2 separate regions of the Homo sapiens genome follow, and region 2 is linked to region 1. Evidence: read pairs that join two places in POLR2A ChIA-PET (ENCODE). Cell type or tissue: OCI-LY7. All regions are shown on one strand. Each heading gives the region's core, and the rest is flanking DNA. Links, peaks and the distances in the headings are about the cores only.

What was found. ChIA-PET counts read pairs that join two places held together with the same protein. Peaks named below come from ENCODE experiments on the same cell type or tissue, not always from the same donor. Only the 100,000 strongest peaks of a DNase experiment are listed, where the experiment ranks them.
Region 2: POLR2A ChIA-PET joins it to region 1 with 11 read pairs; 2 of 35 experiments call an interaction of 5 or more read pairs at or near these places.

What each region holds. Positions count from the first base shown.
Region 1 is chr12:31,310,368-31,321,656 of GRCh38, forward strand. All of the region lies in intron 1 of SINHCAF (SIN3-HDAC complex associated factor), which reads right to left. Among named protein-coding and RNA genes, the nearest start is that of FLJ13224, 8.3 kb to the right of the region's middle. In OCI-LY7, for the core only: no CTCF peak of the experiment used is centred there; no DNase peak of the experiment used is centred there; H3K4me3 peaks cover 1,692 bases; H3K27ac peaks cover 987 bases.
Region 2 is chr12:31,753,055-31,764,343 of GRCh38, forward strand. It overlaps LOC105369724 (a long non-coding RNA gene), which reads right to left and starts at 4,047. Exons shown (of 4, transcript XR_931501.3): 1 at 3,818-4,047; 2 at 94-282. It also overlaps the pseudogene IFITM3P2. RefSeq lists an enhancer at 3,921-4,215. In OCI-LY7, for the core only: no CTCF peak of the experiment used is centred there; a DNase peak (open chromatin) is centred at 6,767; H3K27ac peaks cover 863 bases.

The sequences.
Region 1 (11,289 bases), core at 5,638-8,137:
GCAGCATATTGGGAGAAATGAAAACCCCCTATTTCCTCAGAGGAGTCCTAGTTTTCCAGTTTATCATCCTGTTTCCATTTCAATGTCCTGCAATTCCTTTTAAAATGCCTAGTTTCTTGTAGTAGTGACAGACAAGGGGAGAAGAGTTCTTAGGACCAAGACTTCCTAGCCTGGGAGTTTTAAGAGGTTAAGTGTTACCATTGTTAAGTGTACAGCCTTTTGATTTTCCTTTTTCATCATTGTGCAGGACAACTGGTCAGCCAGTTGACCAGTCATTAGTTCTGGCCATCACCTAGTCAGTCATGTGACATTTGACAAGAGTGGGTAGTGCATCACCCAAATTGTTTGGGAAATTTTAATAATATGTCATTTTTATTGTTTTCAAAGTTGTCCATTGACATCTGCAATATTGTTTTCATGTTTTATCAAAGTGGGTAAAAAAATCTACAACAGGCCCATCTGGATTCTGGCAGCATCGCTGGATTTTAATCTAATCTACGATCTTTTTTTTTTTTTTTTTCCTGAGAGAGTCTCACTCTGTCGCCAGGCTGGAGTGCAGTGGTACAATCTCCGCTCATTGCAACCTCCGCCTCTGAGGTTCAAGCAATTCTCCTGCCTCAGCCTCCTGAGGAACTAAGATTACAGGTGTGTGCCACCACGACTGGCTGATTTTTGTATTTTTAGTAGAGATGGGGTTTCACCAGTTGGCCAGGCTGGCCTCGAACTCCTGACCTCATGATCCACCCGCCTTGGCCTCCCAAAGTGTCCGGCCGTAATCTATGATCTTTTGAAAAAAACAAGGGAATGGCATTTAACAGAGAAGCTGCTCATACCCACGCGTCTTTGAGCCATCTTCTGAAAGCTGGGGAGTTGGCTGTGGCAGAGGTCATACTGGATTTTCAGGAACAAGATCTGTTAGGGGATCCAACCACACTGTGCTTTTTCTAGCTATTCCTTAGCTTAAGCAGCTGAAACCAGCATGTAGACAAGCCGATAAATGTCAGAATGACCTGGGTCATAGATTTTAATTGTGAGTTCAAATTCTTTGGTAAAGCAAATCCGATCTTCATAAGGGTCAGGAAATTCCTTAACTATGGCCCATAATTTGGCCTTCGACTAGGGTTGATAGAGAATCAGGACTCCAGGCAGGCCGGGCACACACGCTGCTGGTACTGGAAGTGAACCACTGGGACCGAGCATGAGCAAGCCAGTGAGTGGGTCCCGCAGCCCCCTGGACCCAGGGCCAAGCATGGCGGCTGCCAAGGTGGCTTTAACTGAGAGAGCAGATCCAACTGAGCTTATAACAATATTTTTGAAGTATGCAAGCATTGAGAAAAATGGTGAATTTTTCATGTCTCCCAGTGACTTTATCACTCCATACTTGAACATTTCTGGAGAAAGCCAGCCTAACCCAAAGACTGTGGAACTTTTAAGTGGGGTGGTGGGTCAGACCAAAGATGGGAGGAATGTTGTCCCAGCGTTGATGATGCTAAGTTTGATCACTTGATGAAGGTGGCATCCACCAGCTATTTCCATTTTAATGACTAGTATCTTTTCAAGAATGTGTGGCCTTTTGATTGGTCCTGGGTGCCCCTGATACTTTGTTTATGGTAGCCTTTCAGCTAGCTGTTTGACAAAGCTGGCAAAGGAGAAGTAACTTTTGATCAGAAAGAGGATGGTACCAGCAGTCTACAGGTGTCATCCCAGTCACTGTTCCCTGGTCCCAATGGTAACAACTGACATTTATCACCATCAATTGGTTTTTCCTGTTTTTAAACTTAATTGGAACTATACAGAATGTACTCTTTCAGTCTGGCTTCTTTTGTTCAACATTTGTGAGATTTATCCATGCTGTATTTTTTATTTTTCTTCACTGTATAGAATTCCGTTGTGTGACAGCATATCCATTCTAGGGTCGATAGACATTTTGGGACATTTTCAGTTTTGGCTACTACAAGTAATGTGTTTTCAACATTGTTTTACGTATTTTGTGTGTGTGTGTGTGTGAGTGTGTGTATTTCTAGGAATAGAACTGCTGGGTCATAGAAAATGTGTAAATTTACCTTCAGTAGATCTTGCTAAACTGTTTCCTAAAATGATGGTACCAGTTAACACTCATACCATCATTGTATGAAGGCTCCATTTATTTCAGATATTTGCCAACACTTGGTATCAGTCATTTGTTATTTCAGTGGTATCTCAGTGTGGTTTTGATAAGCATTTCCCTGATTCCAAATGGGTCCTAGAACTTATTGGCCATTTAGGTATCCTCTTCAGTCATGTGCTTATCTTCTGGATACAAGACCTGTGGTGGTTATATGTTTCATAGATGTCTTTACTCTGTTCACTGTTACTCATTTAACTGAGTCTTGAGGAACTTAAGTTCCTAATTTTAATGTAGTACAAATTATCAGCATTTTCTTTTGTAGCTAGCTCTTTTTGCGTCCTGATTAAGAAATCTTTGCTTTCCTCCAGGTCGGGAAAATAATCTCCATTATTATCTTCCAGAAGTTTGTTTTCCTTTCAAATTTAGATTTTAATTGTTCTAGAATTTGTGATATTTTTACATGGCATTAAAGGTAAGGGTCAAAGATTCTTCCCTGGCCCTCTTCCCCATGGATATGTAGATCACCCAGCACCATTTAATGAAAAGATCACTCTTTTCTTTTTTTTTGAGACGCAGTTTTGCTCTCGTTGCCCAGGCTGGAGTGCAATGGCACGATCTCGGCTCACTGCAACCTCCACCTCCTGGGTTCAGGCGATTCTCCTGCCTCAGCCTCCCAAGTAGCTGAGATTACAGGTACCCGCCACCACGCCCAGCTATTTTTTTTTTGTATTTTTAGTAGAGACGGTTTCACCATATTGGCCAGGCTGGTCTCGAACTCCTGACCTCAGGTGATCCACCTGCCTCGGCCTCCCGAAGTGCTGGGATTACAGGTGTGAGCCACCCCATGCAGCCAAGATCACTCTTTTCTTTATTGCACTGCAGTGGTACTGCTGTCATAAATTCAATATGGGGCTGTATCTGAATGCTCTATTCTTTTCATATAATTGTATATTATCCACTAATACTATCTTAATTACTACAGCTTTATAAGTCATACCTGATAAGTCTTTCAACTTTATTCTTTAAGATTATCTTGGCTATTCTTGGCCCTATTCATTATCAAAACAATTTCAGAATAAGTTGTTAATTTCCACAAACATCCTGCTGGGATTCTGAATGCACTGAATATGTGTAATATCTGGGTGTATATGTGTAATTAAATGTTTTTTTGTTTGTTTGTTTGTTTTTTCTGAGACGGAGTTTCGCTCTTGTTGCCCAGGCTGGAGTGCAATGGCACGATCTCGGCTCACTGCAACCTCCACCTCCTGGGTTCAAGCGATTCTCCTGCCTCAGCCTCCCAAGTAGCTGGGATTACAGGTGCCCACCACCTCGCCCGGCTAATTTTTTGTATTTTTAGTAGAGATGGGGTTTCACCATAATGACCAGGCTAGGCTGGTCTCGAACTCCTGACCTCAGATGATCCACCCTCCTCAGCCTCCCAAAGTGCTGGGATTACAGGCGTGAGCCACCACGCCCGGCCAATTAAATGTTTTAATCCCTTAAAAAAAAGAGAAAGAGAATTAGGAATCCCCCACCTATCATAGGCTGTTCCCAGAATGAGGCAACCACAGGAAGCATTCCTGTGGAGTTCCTGTCCGTCACTTCTGAACAAGAGGTTGCTGCCAGGGTAGGTGGAAGGACAACAAGAGCAGGGGCCTTTGGAGCCGTGTTTCCTGTCACAGTCTAACAAGTGGCAGACAAGGAGAAAGAGATGGCAGAAGAAGAAAAATCAGATCCAGCCTGGAGAGTTAGAAAGATGAAGATAGAGTGGCAGGGCACAGTGGCTCACGCCTGTAATCCCAGCAGTTTAGGAGGCGAGGCGGGCGGATCACGAGGTCACAAGATTGAGACCATCCTGCCTAACACGGTGAAACCCTGTCTCTACTAAAAATACAAAAAAAAATAGCCGGGCGTGGTGGCGGGCGCCTGTAATCCCAGCCACTCTGAAGGCTGAGGCAGAAGAATGGCGCGAACCCGGGAGGCGGAGTTTGCAGTGAGCCGAGATCGCGCCATTGCACTCCAGCCTGGGCAACAGAGCGAGACTCCGTCTCAAAAAAAAAAGAAAGATGAAGATAGAGTGAAGGTGTAGGTGGTGAAGGAGGCCCAAAGAGAGGTACTTCTGAAGATTTTTTTTTTTTAATAGGAGAGTATATTTGAGAGCTATCTGTTAACACCTCTAAGTTGTTTATCAGCATTCTATAAGGAAGAAAGATCATCCTACCCACTTTTGCTACTTTCAAGATACCACTGGAAGTAGTTTCCCCATTCTGGTTGCTTAATTTTTGCACTAGCACCTTCCATCCTGGTCTGCATATATCAAAGGATCTGCATTTAGGCCATTGTGATGTGGAGTCATTCTTCAGTCATCCTGGTCCATTTGTTTAAGTAATTACACAATGAGGCACCCCAAGTACTGTATATTAACCCAGCTGGGGTTTCTAAAGGTGGAATCAGATGTTCTGCAGTTGCAGGGGATTTAGTCGATTTAGAGGATTTGTTCTCCATAATTTTTAATACCTTCTCATTAGATTGACTAAGTCAGGAGGTGTTCTGAATCTGAATGTGCTGCTTGCAAACACAAAGCTTGAGGATGCGCACCCAGGAAGCACAAGTTCCAGTAGCTTATTACCTGTGCTCTGAAGTAGACTGCATGAGGCACAGTCTTTATATATTTTTTAAACAGGAAAATATGTGCGGTATGGTGAAGCAATAGTTGAGAATTTGGTTCATATTCAGTGATGTTATGCCTAAAGTCAAGTAAATATGTGGTTGAGTGGGTAGAAGAGAAAAGTTAATAATTGTGTAGGCACCTTAGGGTCTGGTGGAAGGATGATTGATTCCATCCTGCCTTTGTTCTGTATCTGATAAACAAGTTTACAACCAGTATCTGTCAGTAAAATATTTAACAAACTCCAGTTACAAACCCAAGGGGTCAGCTTTAGTTTGTAGGCAGTGGTTTAATTATGCATATGTCCAAACTGCAGCCATCTTGGACCAGTTTTATCTTTTCTTCTGACACCATCTATCATCATCTATCTGTCTACAGTATGCTGTCTGAAGTTTCTTCAAATAGGACAAACATTTTGAGAAGTTCCTCAGGATTTGAAAGGTTACAGTTAAAACATGCCTATTTATGGGAGTTTGTAACGCTTATCTCTGACATAGCTGTTTTTGCAATATACACACATTCCTGGGCCAGAAAGAAATTTAGAGGAGGACTGTGTTGATCAGTTTTTTCTTTTATTTGCTTTCACAGGTGTAATAAATGTGTTGCTTAAATTTTAAGTTGTCATTTGTATAGCACTTTACATTTTATAAAGCACTTTCACTGGCATTCTTTCTTTGACTACTATTAGCCAAAAACCCAAAAATTGTTTTAATACTGTAACAGTTAAAAACAATCAACCATGGCCGGGCGTGGTGGCTCAAGCCTATAATCCCAGCACTTTGGGATGCCAAGGTGGGTGGATCACCTGAGGTCAGGAGTTTGAGACCAGCCTGACCAACATGACGCAACCCTGTCTCTACTAAATATAAAAAAATTTGCCAGGCGTAGTAGTGGCAGACGCCTGTAAATCTCAGCTACTCAGGAGGCTGAGGCAGCAGAATTGCTTGAACCCGGGAGGCAGAGTATGCAGTGAGCCGAGATTGTGCCACTGCACTCCAGCCTTGGGGACAAGAGCAAAAATTCATCTCAAAAATAAAAAATAAAAAAAAAACCATGCCATAATTATAGCTCTGACCAAATAAACTGAATATCCCAAAGTTAAAAAAGATTAAAGGTAATAGCTAAGTCAGCAAAAGCAATTTAAAAAGATAACTAATTATATGGACAATATATATAAACAAAAAAATAAAGTTTTAAAACACAACAATCAATTCTAAACATCTGTTTTGGCTGATTTGTAGGGTTTTCTTCTACTTTAAAGCTGTGGGTTTCATATAAATTTAATGATCTTAATGAATCTAACTTAATGAATCTAACCTTGGTGCTGATGAGTCAAGAAAGGGATGAGATAACCACAATATATCAAAGACACAAAAGGGACAATTCTAATCCCATCTAATGAAATTGGGAAGCCAAAGATCAAGAATAACGTCTAATTTTACATCTAATTAAACACATAAGTTTACTGAATATAATAATATACATAGGAAAGAAAAAGAGTTTCACAGCGATAGTTTATATTAAAGACGCTATTTAAGAAAAGTTTTCTGATAAATAAGATTAAAGATTATCTCTTATAAATCTCAGCAATACTAAATACTTGTTCATTTTAAGCTCCAACCAGGAAACAGAATGAAAAATACTGAAATGCAAATTTTAGAGCTTTAGTACCCTTTTTAATATGGAATAGGAGACAGAGAAAAGGTGATGAATTTAATTCAACTATTTTCTTGTCTTTTTAAATCTTTATAAGGGTGTTAACTCACATTTAAGGATATGGAGAGGGTTCTTATTACGATGAATTTAACATATGTTAAGTTCACCTTAGTTGGCATGCATGCTTTGAAGGACATCATTATTTACTCTAACTTCCCCAATTCCACTTTCTAGATTCCTTCTTCTGGCTTTTTTATATATTCAGAAGTAAAGCGTTTTTTAATATTCAAAAGTACCTTTCAAAACTCAGTAATACCACTGGGTGGACTAGATGGAAGAAAATTGAGAGCAATAGTCAAACGTGGTAAATAACAGTTAACTTCACAACTGTCCAAGTCATCTTGGGAACTGAAATTCTGATATGCACAAATTAGGGGAACAACCTCCCAAATGAAACTATCCTTAAGTTTCCAATAAACCAAAACCCTAGCTTCTAATTATCATTTTTTTCTTTCTAAAAATCAACTGGCCTAAGTCTTTAAAAACAAAAAAAAAACACAAGATAGTTGAAGTGACTTAAATGTCAACGAATTTTCAGACTGGTTAAATTATGGTTGAAACACCACAGCACGCTGTTTCAACCTTTAAAGCAAGTTGAACAGTAGTAATACAGTATAATCTCACAGGATGTTTTTAAAATGAGACTGTAACTACACAAACTTCTTTTTAAATTGGTTCTTAAAAATAGTAAATAGTGGTTGCCTCTGAGGAGTACAAGCATAAAAGAAGCTTACTTTCACTTTACTACCTCCTGCTTTTTTTTTTTTAACCAAGAGCATCACTCTCCAATAACCTTGGTTATCAAGACACACCTTAAGAGTAATCTAAAAAAGCACAGAGAGCTTAAATAAACTTCCTCAAAGACATACAGATGGAGAGATACAAATTAGAAAATACACTCCATGGGAGAGACTACGAAATAGACTGGTAAGATCTAAATACACACAGAGCAGAATGGGAAGGAAACTGCAGACAGGAGACAAGCGAAAGATTTGTAAAGTGGGAAGGAAGCAGCAGTGAACAAAGACAAAAAGAACTAAGCAACCAAAGACAACTTTGAAGTGAAGGAGATGCATTTCTTTAGAGCCAAACTAGAAATCATGATGATGGGAAAGGAAAAGAAATAACACGAAAAAATACTCGCGATCACAAACTGTGGGGATACTTGAGTTCCTGTAATTGGTAATGCCACCACTGACACCATTTTAGTCAATCATATGCTATCATTAATCACATTTAAGTACAGCATCCAGTAAACACTAACAGTGTAACTGGAGCAACACTTTTCACAAACGGTCAACAGGACTAAATGCTTTGTATTCTCCCGCGGCTAGGCTATTTGGCTGCAGTATTCCCCAATAATGAGACATGTTTCATCTGCAGTTAAGGAAACCCATGGAGCAGTAAGACATTATTTCCTCTTACCTGCTTCTAGATAGCAGCCTACATCTCAGCAAAATTCCTGAATTTAGCTAACTTTAAGGGATAAATGTAAATCTGTCTAGAATAAAACTGAGAAAGGGGTAGCAGACCCCACTTGTTTGCCAACAGCCTCTTCAAACATGTGCCCTGTCTCTGAGAAATTATATGGTAAAGCATTTATAACTGTGGCTGTCTATGGAATCCACACTTGGCAGAAGAGCCTAAAACTCATCCTATATAGGAAAGAGGTCAAACTCAGAAATAAACAAGTCTTCAACTGAAATGGCATAGGTTAAAAATAAAATTACAAATTCAAGTCTCTGGGCTTTAGATAGTGTAAAACACCAGGCCCCTCCAATTTTGGTAGAGCGAAAAAAAAAAAAAGAGAAACAAAACTAGGTCTCCCAATTCTAGATTAAGAGGAATTCCAGTACATGAAAAAAAAAACTGAAAGTGTCAGAAAGAATATTTATTTGCTTTTAATGGATGATTATGAGTTAGAAAATATAACCATACTTGGGTCTGCAATGAGTCAATTTGGAGTATATTTCTGCTTCTGTCTTTACAACTAAATAGGAAGTCACTCCTAATTTTATTTGCCCTTCTGTAACATTGGGAAATTCTGTTTATTTCCTTGAATTTATAAGAGTTGCACATTACAGAAAAATAAATGCTATCTATCCCAAGATATATACAACAAATTTAACTGAAGGTAAAATTCTGATTACTAAAGATTTTCTTTTAAGCCCAGGTCTGTGGGAAAAGAGGAACTTAGCCTTTTCAGGGAGACTTTAAGGTCATGAAAAGCCCCATATACTCCTCTATGAAGCTGTTCTCCCATTTTCAAACTTGAGAAAAATGTTAAGAAAATGGATACATGATAGTATACACACCTGATTTGACCCAAACCTCAGGAAAGTTCCTTAACCTCACTAATCCTGTTTCCTCATCTATAAAATAATGACAGGCCGGGCACAGTGGCTCACGCCTGTAATCCCAGCACTATGGGAGGCAGAGGCAGGTGGATCACCTGGTCAGGAGTTCGAGACCAGTCTGGCTAACATGGTGAAACACCGTTTCTACTAAAAATACAAAAAATTAGCCCAGCCTGGTGGCGTGCGCCTGTAATCCCAGCTACTCAGGAGGCTGAGGCAGGAGAATTGCCTGAACCCAGAGGCAGAGGTTGCAGTGAGCCAAGATCGCACCACTGAACTCCAGTTTAGGCAACAAGAGCAAAGCTCAGTCTCAAAATAATAATGACAAATCCAAATCTCCTGAATAGTATCTGTAAAGCATCAACACAACATCAACACAAAGATCGGCACAAGGTATGCACTCAGCTCTGACAATTCTTTTTACTCACCAATCTTTCTTCTTTCTCTCTTTTTTTCCTCTTACATTTCAGGTATCATTTTGCTTTCTGTCTTTGGGCAATCCACTCGCAGGAAGTTACTAACCAACCTTATTGGTAATACCTATTATTCATTCCCTGGTCCAATCTCTCCCCTTAGCTCTAGGATAAATATGGCCAACTGACCACCAATCCATTCCAATCTTTAAATACCCTGAGAATTGATTATATAATCTTCCCTCCAAATCTGCTCTTCCTCTATTTACCTATCTTGGTTGTCATCCACAGTCACACAAAAACAACTTGGAAGCCAACTGAGCTCTTCCTTCACCCTCTGCATGGCCCTCCATCAAATTTATTGTGAAGTCCTTAGAAATTCTGTTTCTTCCTTCACTTCCATCCCCACTGCCTGTTTGTTCCTCATCATGGTGCATGAACTCCTGTCAGAACCTTGTAACTGACTTCCCTACATCCTTTAAACATGTGATATCTTCCTAAAGTTCAACTACTAATCTTCCCTTCCAAGGTACCAACACTGGCTTCATGATAGTATCTAAACTCCTTGGCAAGGAATTCAAAGCTTTTCAGGATCTGCTCCTGCCTACCAGCTGCTCCCAACTTGGAATTCTGATATTCTAGGAGTGTCAAACAAACTTTAATAACTAGCCACCCTCTACTCAGGCTGTTATTTCTGCCTGAGACGGCTTACCCTCTATCCCCTTGACCTGGGAAATTCTCTTAAGAATTACTTATTTTACAAAACCCTTCCATACCTTTATTAGAACACCTACCACATAAGATTTCACTTCTTGTTTACTGCATTATCTCCTCTACTCAATAGTAAACCGCTGTAGAGCAGAAACTAAGTCTTGTATTACAACCAGGTGCTGGCTGTACATAGTACACAGAAACGGGTAGAATTTGCTAACTACTCAAAGAGTGGGGCAGCCAAGATTAATATAAACAGTATATTTAAGGGCATGGAATGGGAAATGGTGTCTACAATAAAGACGTGAATTTTAAAAACTAATGTTTTGAAAGGAGTCATTGTTTGCACTATTGATCATAGAAATATTTTTAATGTTTTTAAAAAGGAGTCTTTTTTTAACATTTGGTCTATAGACTTTTGCAGGAAAAAAAACCTGAGGTTTTAAAAGCTATAGGAAAAAATGTTTCTTGCTTATTTCAAGCAGGAGCAGGGGGAAGGAAATTAGACTAGTGTGGGGAGAAATGAGAAATGAGAGCTACTTCAACTCAGCACAGTTAACATTTACCAAATTAAAATAACAGTAAGCCAAACCAAACTTATAATAGGTGGAAAACAACTAAATACAAAGCTAGAAATAAATTCTTTTAGTTCAACTGTAACTTTCATACTTGAATATGTAACAGCGGTGTACCTGTGACATTAGTATTTCTGAGGCAAAGAGAAAACCTCCCTACCTTGAAAACAAACTCCCTTTTTGGACTAGATGACATTTCCAGATTATTTCCATAATACAGAAAAATCCTAGTTGCAGATTCAATAAAAAACTGGAGAAACAAAAGACAACAAAAAAGTCTCAATTTATAACACCCCAAAATCAAAACTTAAGTGTGGGAAATACAAGACAATCTTGTGGACAAGAGAAATCAGGAAGAAAGAAAAATGACATTTTCCAGGTTTCCGCAGGACTTTCTGATGTAAAATGGTTGAATCAGAATTGAAAAGACAACCAAGAGTCAAGGGCAGTGTCTTCCCAGAACTGCTTTCTTAAGGTAAGGGAGGGGACCAAAGACACTCATTCTTTCCACTAAAAATTTACTTAATGTTTCCCCAGAAACGATAACTGACACAGGCCTCAGTTTTATCTTCTGTAAAATGTCTACTTCCCAGTGTTGTGAGGACAACACAGCTAATATTTATCAATCATGTCACTGGCTTAATTACAACTTATTTAAAATAGGTATTACTACCATTTTACAGATGAAAAAAACTGGATCACAAAGTGACTATAAGATGATGACAGCTTTGAAACCCAAGCA
Region 2 (11,289 bases), core at 5,744-8,243, 440 kb after region 1:
AAGCCAGAGAATAAATCACTTATAATGAGAAAAACAGGCTGATTTCAGATTTCTCCACAGCATTTGTTCTTAGAAGACATTATGTATACATACCAATAAAATCCTCCAGCAAAGAGATGTGACCCAGGAATTTTGTATGCAGTCAAACTGTTGCTTAAATATAAAGGTAGGTGGTGTGGTGCCTCACGTCTCTAATTCTAGCACTTTGGGAGGCTGAGGCAGGAGGATTCCTTGATCCCAGGAGTTCAAGACCAGCCTGGGCAACATGGTGACACCTTGTCCCTAATAAAAATAAAATTAAAAAAAAATTTAGCCAGGCATGATGATGCATGCCTACAGTTCCAGCTACCTGGGAGGCTGAGGTGGGAGGATCGCTTGAGTGCAGGAGATTGAGGCTGTGGTGAGCCATGGTTGCACCACCACACTCCAGCCTAGGTGACACAGTGAGACCCTGTCTCAAAACAAGACAAAACAAACACACACACATATATATATTTGTTTATATACATACATATGTATGTATGTATATAAAGCCAAAGAGTTTTGAAAACACAACATCTTAAGGGTATTGTTTGTATTAACTCACATGAAGAATCCACCAATGGACAAATGTTGTCAAACCAGAGATGACTAGAAAGCACTGGGTAGATAGCATAAGCGCTGCTGGTAAATTGGCTTAAAACTAAAATAAATGTGGGATTGTTGTTATTAAACAGAACAAATATACACATTAAGAAACATAATATAATTAACAAAAATTGAGAAGTTGTAGAGAGAAAAAGGAGGTGGAAGGAAGAAGAAAGCTACTAATTTAATTATTAGCAATTATCAGAATAGGGCATTGATAATAGTGGTTAAAGAAAGAAGATCAGGGCCGGGCACAGTGGCTCATGACTGTAATCCCAGAACTTTGGGAGGCCGAGGCAGGTAGATCACAAGGTCAGGAGATGGAGACCATCACGGCCAACATGGTAAACCCCGTCTCTACCAAATACAAAAATTAGCTGGGCCTGGTGGTGTGGCACACACCTGTAATCCCAGCTACTCAGGAGCGTGAGGCAGGAGAATCGCTTGAACCTGGGAGGAGGAGGTTGCAGTGAGCCAAGATCGCGACACTGCCCTCCAGCCTGGGTGACAGAGCGAGACTCCATCTCAAAGAAAAAAAAAAAAGAAAGAAGATCAGACATTTGACAAAATACAAACATGCATAATTATCAGAAGAAATGGACATACAACAAAAACATCTCACATACGAAAACATCTCACATACGAAAATATTTTTAACTTTGAAACCATGAATTATAACATGAAATAACATGATATAGTCATGACCAAACATGTCTTTCATATCAAAAATTTTAAACAATTGTAATAATTGTAAATGAGTTTAATTCATCTAGTAAAAGGGGAAAAAGTCAGATAGAACCACAAATAAAAAATAATTCAATACCATAAAAACAAAGACAAACCTAAAACTAATAGATTCAGAAGGACAGAAAATGAAGAGAAAAAAAGATAAATGGGCAAACCTGTACTAGGCTAATGCAAACGAAAGTAATTGTTATCTTAATTTCAAATATGGAGAAAACAAAACTACTGGGGAAAGGGAGGGTCCACTGAGAACCATCCCAGTAACTCAACCACGGCTGGTCTTCGCTGGACACCATGAACCACACTGTCCAAACCTTCTTCTCTCCTGTCAACAGCGGCCAGCCCCCCAACTATGAGATGCTCAAGGAGGAGCACAAGGTGGCTGTGCTGGGGGTGCCCCACAACCCTGCTCCCCCAACGTCCACCGTGATCCACATCCGCAGCAAGACCTCCGTGCCCCACCATGTCGTCTGGTCCCTGTTCAACACCCTCTTCATGAACCCCTGCTGCCTGGGCTTCATAGCATTTGCCTACTCCGTGAAGTCTAGGGACAGGAAGATGGTTGGCAACGTGACTGGGGCCCAGGCCTATGCCTCCACCACCAAGTGCCTGAACATCTGGGCCCTGATTTTGGGCATCCTCATGACCATTCTGCTCATCATCATCCCAGTATTAATCTTCCAAGCCCATAGATAGATCAGGAGACATCACTGAGGCCAGGAGATCTACCCATGACCTGTATCCTTTGTACTCCACCTTCCATTCCTCGCCCTGCTCCCGGAGCCAAGTCCTGTATCAGCCCTTTATCCTCACACACTTTTTTACGACGGCATTCAATAAAGTGTACGTGTTTCTGGTAAAATAAATAAATAAATAAATTCAAATATGACTGAGTTTGGGGGAATAAGTGCTAAATAAGACACAGACACTTTATATGCTAAAGGTTGAAATTCACAAAAATAACAGTTATGAATATCTATTTACAAATAACATGGCATTGATATAAGCATAGCCCTTAAAGCAAAAGTTAAGGTGTTGGAGGCCATGGGCTGTTGACCCCCTAAAGGTTTGCTAAAAAATCACCGACATGAAGCAGATTGACGAATAGAAGAAAAAGCGTACAAATTTATTTAACATGTATACACAGGAGCCTTCAGAATGCGGACCCAATTTCCCAATAAGTAACAGAAGCTTATATACCACCTTGAAATTGCAGAAACAATGCGGACTCAGAGTATGTCCAAAAACAGGATTTAGTGGCAAGGCAGGTTATGGGAGGAAGAAAGGAAGGAAGAGGCTTTGCTAGCAATGGTGGCCTTGTTGTACAGAGAAGCCTCCCTCAGAGGGAATACATGGTAAAAGTTTATTTCCACACCTTTAAAGGTGCCAGACTGCCAGTCTCTCCTGGATCGGGAAAGGAATAGAAAAGAGAGGCAGGGCTGCATTAGTGGAGATTCTCTACAGATGCAAATTTTCCCCACAAAGGACAGCTTTGCTAGGCCACTTCCGTTTTCTGACCAAGGGGCAGCCATTTCAAAATATGTCAAAGAAATATATTTGGGGCTAAAATATTTTAATTTCCTTCAAGGTCTACAACAGAAAAGTAGAGAGAAATACATTAATGGTGGGATACTTTAACTCTTCTCAAAAGTATGCAGAAAGCCAAACAAGGGTATAGTGAATTTATAATTAGTAAGGTAGATATATGTCAAATTCTGTGCTTCTGAAAACAGAAAATACATATTTTTATATTTCCAATAAAAAAACCTTCAATAAATTTCAAAAAGATAAAACAGTACAGCTGGGCACACTAGCTCAAGCCTGTAATCCCAGCACTTTGGGAGGCCAAGGCAGGTGGATTGCCTGAGGTCAGGAGTTTGAGACTAGCCTGGCCAACATGGTGAAACCCCGTCTCTACTAAGAATACAAAAATTAGCCAGGCAAAGTAGAAGGCACCTGTAATCCCAGCTACTCCGGAGGCGAAGGCAGGAGAATTGTTTGAACCTGGGAGGTGGAGGTTGCAGGGAGCCGAGATAGCACCACTGCACTCCAGTCTGGGTGACAGAGAGAGACTCTGTCTCAAAAAGAGAGAAAAAAAAAAAAAAAGGATAAAACAGTACAGACAACTTTATCTAGTACCAAGGCAATAAAACTAGAAGACAATAATATAAGGAGGAAACCAAAGCCCCTACGTATTTGGAAATAAAATATCTTGGTTTTAAATAGCTCTCGGGCCCAAGAGGAAAATCCAAATGAAATTGCAGACCATCTAAAAAGTAATGATAACAAAAATATTGCACATCAGACTCTATATGATACTGCTGAAGCAGTGTTCAAACATTGTATTTTAAATATCTTTATTACAAGTTATGAACAATGAAATAAATTTCTGAAATTCTTTTCTACACTTATCTTAAAGAATATTATATAGAATTACTATAATCACCTGTTGACTCCTTCCAGCCCACTGCACAGACAAAAATCGATTTACTGAGACCTCAGCATTGCAGTAGAGAAAAATTTGACACAAGGCCAGGCACACAGAAGATGGTGTTACTCCTCAAGTCAGTTTCCTTGAAGGCTCAGAGATTAGGGTTTTTAATGGACAATTTGGTGGGCAGGGAGCTAGGGAATGGGTACTGCTGAGTGATCAGGGAGGAAATCACAGGGGTGTGGAAAATAGTCCTTGTGCACTTAGTCCACTTCTGGTGGAGCCACAGGACCAGCTGAGTCATGAGTCACGAGTCCAGGTGGAGTCAGTCTGAGAAAATCTCAAAAAAAAAAAAAAAAAAAAATCTCAGGTTTTACAGTAGTGGTGTTATCTATAGGAGCAATTGGAGAAGTCACAAATCCTGTGACCTCTGGCCACAGGACTCCTGAGCAATAAGAGATTGTAGAAACTATGCCTACATTTTAGCAGAACTCAGGCCCCTCCCATAACCCTAATCTTATGGCCTTTCATTAGTTTTAAAAAGGCAGTTTCAGCCCCTGAACAGGGAGGGAATTCATTTTAGGGAAGGATTATTATAATCTTTGCTTCAAAGCCAAACTATATATTTTTATTTTTGAGACAGAGTCTCACTCTGTTGCCCCTGAGCTGGAGTGTAGTGGGGCAATCTTGGCTCACTGCAACCTCTGCCTCCTGAGTTAAAGCGATTCTCCTGCCTCAGCCTCCCAAGTAGCTGGGATTACAGGCACCCACCACTGTACCCGGCTCATTTTTTGTATTTTTTGTAGAGATGGGGTTTCACCATGTTGGCCAGGCTGGTCTTGAACTCCTGACCTCAGGTGATTTCCCCGCCTTGGCCTCCCAAAGTGCTGGGATTACAGGCATGAACCACCGCACCTGGCCCGAAGTTAAACTATTGACAACTACATTCCTCCCAGAGTTAGCTTGGTCTGTGCCCAGGTATGACCAAGAACAGCTTGGAGGTAAGAAGCAGGATGGAGTCAATTACATCAGATTTCTTTTACTGTCATAATTTTGCAGGGGCAGCTTCATTACAAATGCAGAACTTAGTAATAAAAGTCATATTGTTGGCTGGGCGCAGTGGCTTATGCCTGTAATCCCAGCACTTTGGGAGGCCAAGGCGGCTGGATCACGAGGTCAGGAGTTCGAGACCATCCTGGCTAACATGGTGAAACCCCGTCTCTACTAAATGTACAAAAAATTAGCCGGGCGTGATGGCGGGTGCCTGTAGTCCCAGCTACTTGGGAGGCTGAGGCAGGAGAATGGTGTGAACCCGGGAGACGGAGCTTGCAGTGAGCCGAGATTGCACCACTGCACTCCAGCCTGGGCGACAGAGCGAGACTCCGTCTCAAAAAAAAAAAAAGTCATATTGTTAGATATGAATTCTAAACTTGTTTTCAAAGAATATGTCAGTATGTTCAATTATTTACCTTCTACTTTTAAACTTCCTCATAAAGCAACCTTTTTCAATTACCTGCTCCACCCTGACTCATTTTGATCACCTGCTCCAACCTGACTCATTTCAATCACCTGCTCCAACCTGACTCATTTCAATCACCTGCTCCACCCTGACGCGTTCTGATTACCTGCTCCACCCTGATTCATTCCCATTACCTGCTCCACCTTGACTCATTCCCATGACCTGCTCCACCCTGACTCATTCCCATTACCTGCTCTGTCATAACCATTTTTCCCGCCAAACCACTCACCCCATCACTCTCTTTAAATTGGCCAATCGGAATTAGTTTAGCCTGGGCGGTCTAACCCTAGCCAATAGGGGAATGACACAGCAGCAGGGGCCACCTGAATCAGGGATAAGAACCCCCTCCCCTTCCTTGTCCAAGTGTGTGCTCACCATTGCTCCATCTGTAAGGGCGCACCCTTCTATAGAAGTACCTTGCCTTGCTGAGAATTAAAAAGAAAATTTTATATTCGAGTGCTATTTCTTTTGCGGCACTGAAACTTTATATATAACAATATTAATAAACAAAGCAAGGCCGGGCGCAGTGACTCACGCCTGTAATCCCAGCACTTTGGGAGGCCGAGGTGGGTGGATCACGAGGTCAGGAGATCGAGACCATCCTGGCTAACATGGTGAAACGCCGTCTCTACTAAAAAAATACAAAAAAATTAGCCGGGCGTGGTGACGGGCGCCTGTAGTCCCAGCTACTCGGGAGCTGAGGCAGAAGAATGGCGTGAACCCGGGAGGCGGAGCTTGCAGTGAGCCGAGATCACGCCACTGCACTCCAGCCTGGGCGACAGAGCGAGACTCTATCTCAAAAAAAAAAAAAAAAAAAAAAGAAACAAAGCAAAAAATTTGACTGGGCATGGTGGCACACGCCTGTAATTCCAGCATTTGGGGAAGCCGAGGCGGGTAAATTGCTTGAGCCCAGGAGTTTGAGAGCAACCTGGGCAACATGGCGAAACCCTGTCTCTACAAAAAAATTAGCCTGGCGTGGTGGCAAGCGCAGGTAGAACCAGCTACTGGGAAGGCTAAGGTGGAAGAATCACGTGAGCCTGGGAAGTTGAGGCTGCAGTGAGCCATGATTGCACCACTACACTCCAGCTTAGGTGACAGAGCAAGACTCTGTCTCAAAAAAAAAAAAAAAAAAAGGAAGAAACAAAACAAAAAATGTAAAAATAAATACTTTAATAATATGCCATAATGACATGTATACTGATCCGGATTTGTATCTAGGGATTGTACTGTGGGAGTCCAAAAACCTGCTGCATGTGTAAAATAGTTATACTATTTAATAAGCAAAAGTCACTAGCAGCAAAATTATCCAAAAATCAGTGGAGTTCTAGGAATAAAGTATCTCTTGTGGTGCCAAAGCAAAAATGCAAGTCTAGACCTCAGCAAGGCAAGACTTTATCAAAGGAGGCTATGACAATAGGAAGACACTCAAAGCCTAAGCTAGAAACCTCTCAGGGAAGGGGTGTGTGAGCAGAAACTGTGGCAAAGGCAGCTGTGGAAAGAGAAAAGAGAAAAGGGTGTATTCAGTTTGCTAGGGGAAGTCTTGAACTTAATGAACTGTGTCAAAAAAGAAAAGGAAGGACAAGGCAGCACAGTTTAGTTGGTGGATAGGTATATGGAGTGGGGTTTGGGTCTGAGAGAGAGCAAACAAGTTACAATGCAGAAAGTTTGCATAAAGCTGAGGGCCTAGCTGTCCTTGTCAAAGCAGACTGAAGTTACATGAAGCACTAAGTTTAACCATCCCTGTTACTGGCTATCTGTGCACACTTAAATGATTTTGGCTTTTAAGCAGATATAAATTGCATATATTCCAAGTCATGTTGACACAAACGTATCTTAGAATCTGGCTCTACAAATATTCAAAGTAGGTCACATCCACAGGTGAACAAATCGTAAGGCAGCTGGAAAACTTCACTGTATTAGTTAATAAGAGAATAGGCCAGGTGCAGTGGCTCACTCCTATAATCCCAGCACTTTGGGAGGCCAAGGTGGGTAAATCACTTGAGGTCAGGAGCTCAAGATCAGCCTGGCCAACATGGTGAAATCTTGTCTCTACTAAAAAAGTAGGTGAGGACCGGGCACGGTGGCTTATGCCTGTAATCCCAGCACTTTGGGAGGCTGAGGTGGGTGGATCACGCAGTAAGGAGATGGAGACCATCCTGGCTAACATGCTGAAACCCCGCCTCTACTAAAAATACAAAAATTAGCCAGGCATGGTGGCACATGCCTCTAATCCCAGCTACTCAGGAGGCTGAGGCAGGAGAATCGCTTGAACGCGGGAGGCAGAGCTTGCAGTGAGCCGAGATCGTGCCACTGCACTCCAGCCTGGGCGACAGAGGAGACTCTGTCTCAAAAAAACAAACAAACAAACAAACAAAAAACAGCTGGACATGGTGGCAGGCACCTGTAATCCCCGTTACTCACAAGTCTGAGGCAGGAAAATCACTTGAACCCAGGAGACGGAGATTGCAGTGAGCCAAGATCGTGCCACTGCACTCCAGAGCGAGACTCCATCAAGAAAGAAAGAAGATGAAGGAAGGAAGGAAGGAAGGAAGGAAGGAAGGAAGGGAAAGAAAGAAAGAAGGAAAGCATCAAAATGAATGAAGTTAAAGATCAGCCAAACAAAGCTAAGAAAGCAAAGAAATTGAAAAAATAAAAATAGAAACTACTTAATTAGAAAAAAAGTAGAATTAAATATATAATCCAAGAGCTGGTTACTTGAAAAATAAAAAAGATAGGCTTTTAGCTAAGTTAACTAGGAAAAACAGCTAAAATATACTTGATGCAATAATTTGGAAATTCTAGATAAAATGGATTATTTTTAAAGAAAGTATGACTTGCCAAAACTGATCTTAAAAAAAAAAACAGAAAATCTAAATAAGCAAATAATTACCATAAAAGAAGTATAAAGAGCTATTCCACAAAAGGAGTACCAGGTCTAGATATTTTCATAGGTGGTTATATTCCACCTTTAAGGAAACAATTCCAAAGCTATGTGAGCTTTTCTAACACATAAAAAAAAGAAAGAAACCATCTAAAATACTTCTATGAAGCAAGAATAGTTTGACACTAACTCTAACAAGGTGTGTAGAAAAAAACCTGAGCACTAATCTCATTTATATGTATTGATGAAATAATACTAGGTACTAGGAAAAAGAATCCTGTAATACCTTACAAGAATGAAAGGACAAAAATGGGGATTATTTCAGAAATACAAGGATAATAAATTATTAGGAAATCTATTTTATAAAGAGACCCAAGGACAATCAACTCAACAGACTTTGAAAAATAATTTGATTAAAAGCTTTTGGGAGGCCAAGGTGGGCAGATCATGAGATCAGGAGATTGAGACCATCCTGGCTAACACAGTGAAACCCTGTCTCTACTGAAAATACAAAAAATTAGCCAGGCGTGGTGGCAGGCACCTGTAGTCCCAGCTACTCTGGAGGCTGAGGCAGGAGAATGACGTGAACCTGGAAGGTGGAGGTTGCAGTGAGCTGAGATCACACCACTGCACTCCAGCCTGAGCGACAGAGTGAGATTCCATCTCAAAAAAAAAAAACAAAAAAAAAACCTTTTAACATTTATTTATTTATTTATTTATTTATTTATTTAGACAGAGTCTCGCTTTTTCACCCAGGCTAGAGTGCAGTGGTGCGATCTCAGCTCAGCTCACTGCAACCTCAGCCTCTTGGGTTCAAGTGATTCTCCTGCCTCAGTGTCCCAAGTAGCTGGGATTATAGGCATGCATCACCATGCCTTGCTAATTTTTGTATTTTTAATGGAGATGGGGTTTCACCATGTTGGCCAGGCTGGTCTCGAACTCCTGACCTCAAGTGATCCATCTGCCTCGGCCTCCCAAAATGCTGGGATTATAGATGTGAACCACAGTGCCTGGCCCATCTACTTTTCAATCAAAAATGATCATAAAAGAATAAGAATATAAGTTGACAGCAAGAATGAGGAAATAAAAAATTTTTTTAATTAAATTTGAAAAATAAAAAAAAAGAATAGAAGACATTTCCTTAATATGAATCTATTTTAACCTCAAGACAGCTTATGTTCAAAGGAAAATATTAGAAGTACTCCCATTAACAAAAGATTTTAAATAATGATGACTACTATTATCAGTAATATTTTTCTATCTAATGTGTTTATCTTTATATTTGGGGGAAAATTAGAAGTTAAAAGTTATTGGAAACAAGACAACAATGCCTGCTGTCATCACTTGCATTCAAAATTGAACTGGAAGTTCTAGCCAAGGCAATTAGGCAAGAAAATAAAATAAAAGGCATCTAGGTTGGAAAAGAGGAGGGACAACTATCTTTTTTTGCAGATGAGATAAAAATCCCTAAACAATTCACAAAAAATCCATTAGGGCTAATAAACAAGCTCAGAATGGTGCAACAATGCAAGATCAATATACAAAAATCAGTTGTATTTCTATAAAGTAACAATGAACAATCCAAAAATAAAATTAAGAAAATAATTCCATTTATAATACCATCAAATATAATAAAATACTTTGCAACAAATTTAACAAAAGAAGTGGATGACTCAGCCAGGCAAGGTGGCTCACACCTGTAATCCCAGCACTTTGGGAGGCCGAGGCAGGCAGATCATGAGGTCAGGAGTTCGAGACCAGCCTGGCCAACATAGTGAAACCTCATCTCTACTAAAAATACAAAAAAATTAGCTGGGTGTGGTGGCGGGCACCTGTAATCCCAGCTACTCGGGAGGCTGAGGCAGGAGAATTGCTTGAACCCGGGAGGTGGAGGTTGCAGTGAGCTGAGATCGTGCCATTGCCCTCCAGCCCAGGCAACAGTGTGAGACTCCGTCTCAAAAAAAAAAAAAAAAAGAAACAAACAAACAAAAGAAATGGATGACTCATACTGAAAAAGAGATCATTGAAAGAGATGACTCAGGAGGCTGAGGCAGGAGGATCAGGAGTTTGAGTTTGTAGTTAGCTATGATCGCGCCACTGTACTCCAGCCTGGGTGACAGAGCAAGATCCTACTGAAAACCAAAAAGAGAAGCAAGAAAAAGAGAAAAAGAAAGAAGACTAGTTGAAACAACATCTGTTTTCATGGATTGGAATATCTAATATTGTTAAGATATCAGTACTTCTTAAATTAATCTGCAGACTCAACACAATCCCTGTCAAAATTCCAACAGCATTTTTAATTTTTTCAGAAATGTAAAAGCTGATCCTCAAATACATATAGAACTGCAAGGGGCCCTGAATAACCAAAACAATCTTGAAAAAGTTAAAAATTGAAAGACTCACACCTCCCCATTTCAAAACTTTGCTTAAAGCTATAATATCAAGACTGTAGTATGGGCATAAGAATAGACATGTAGTTGAGGACAATGAATTGAGAGTCCAGAAATAAACCCAGACTCTTGCATCAATTGATTTTCAACAAGGCTGCCAAGACAGTTCAATGGAGGAAAGAATAATCTTTCAACAAATGGTTCTGAACAACTAGATATCTACATACAAAATAATGAATTTGGCACCTGAGTACCATACACTATATACAAAAATTAACTCAAAATGGATCAGGACCTAAACATAAGAGCTAAAATTATAAACTCTTAGAAGAAAACATAGATGTAAATCCCTGTGACCTTGGATTAGGTAATGTTTTTTTAGTTATGGCACCAAAAACACAAACTATAAAAGAAAAAAATAGAAAAATTGATCTACTCCAAAATTAAACACTTTAGTGCTACAAAGGACATTATCCAGAAACTGAAAAGACAACCTATAGAAAAGGATAAAATATTTGCAAGTCATTCTAGTAAAGAACTTGAATTGGCCGGGCATGGTGGCTCACGCCTGTAATCCCAGCACTTTGGGAGGCCGAGGCAGGTGGATCACAAGGTCAGGAGATAGAGACAAGCCTGGCTAACACCGTGAAACCCCGTCTCTATTATGAATACAAAAAATTAGCCGGGCGTGGTGGCG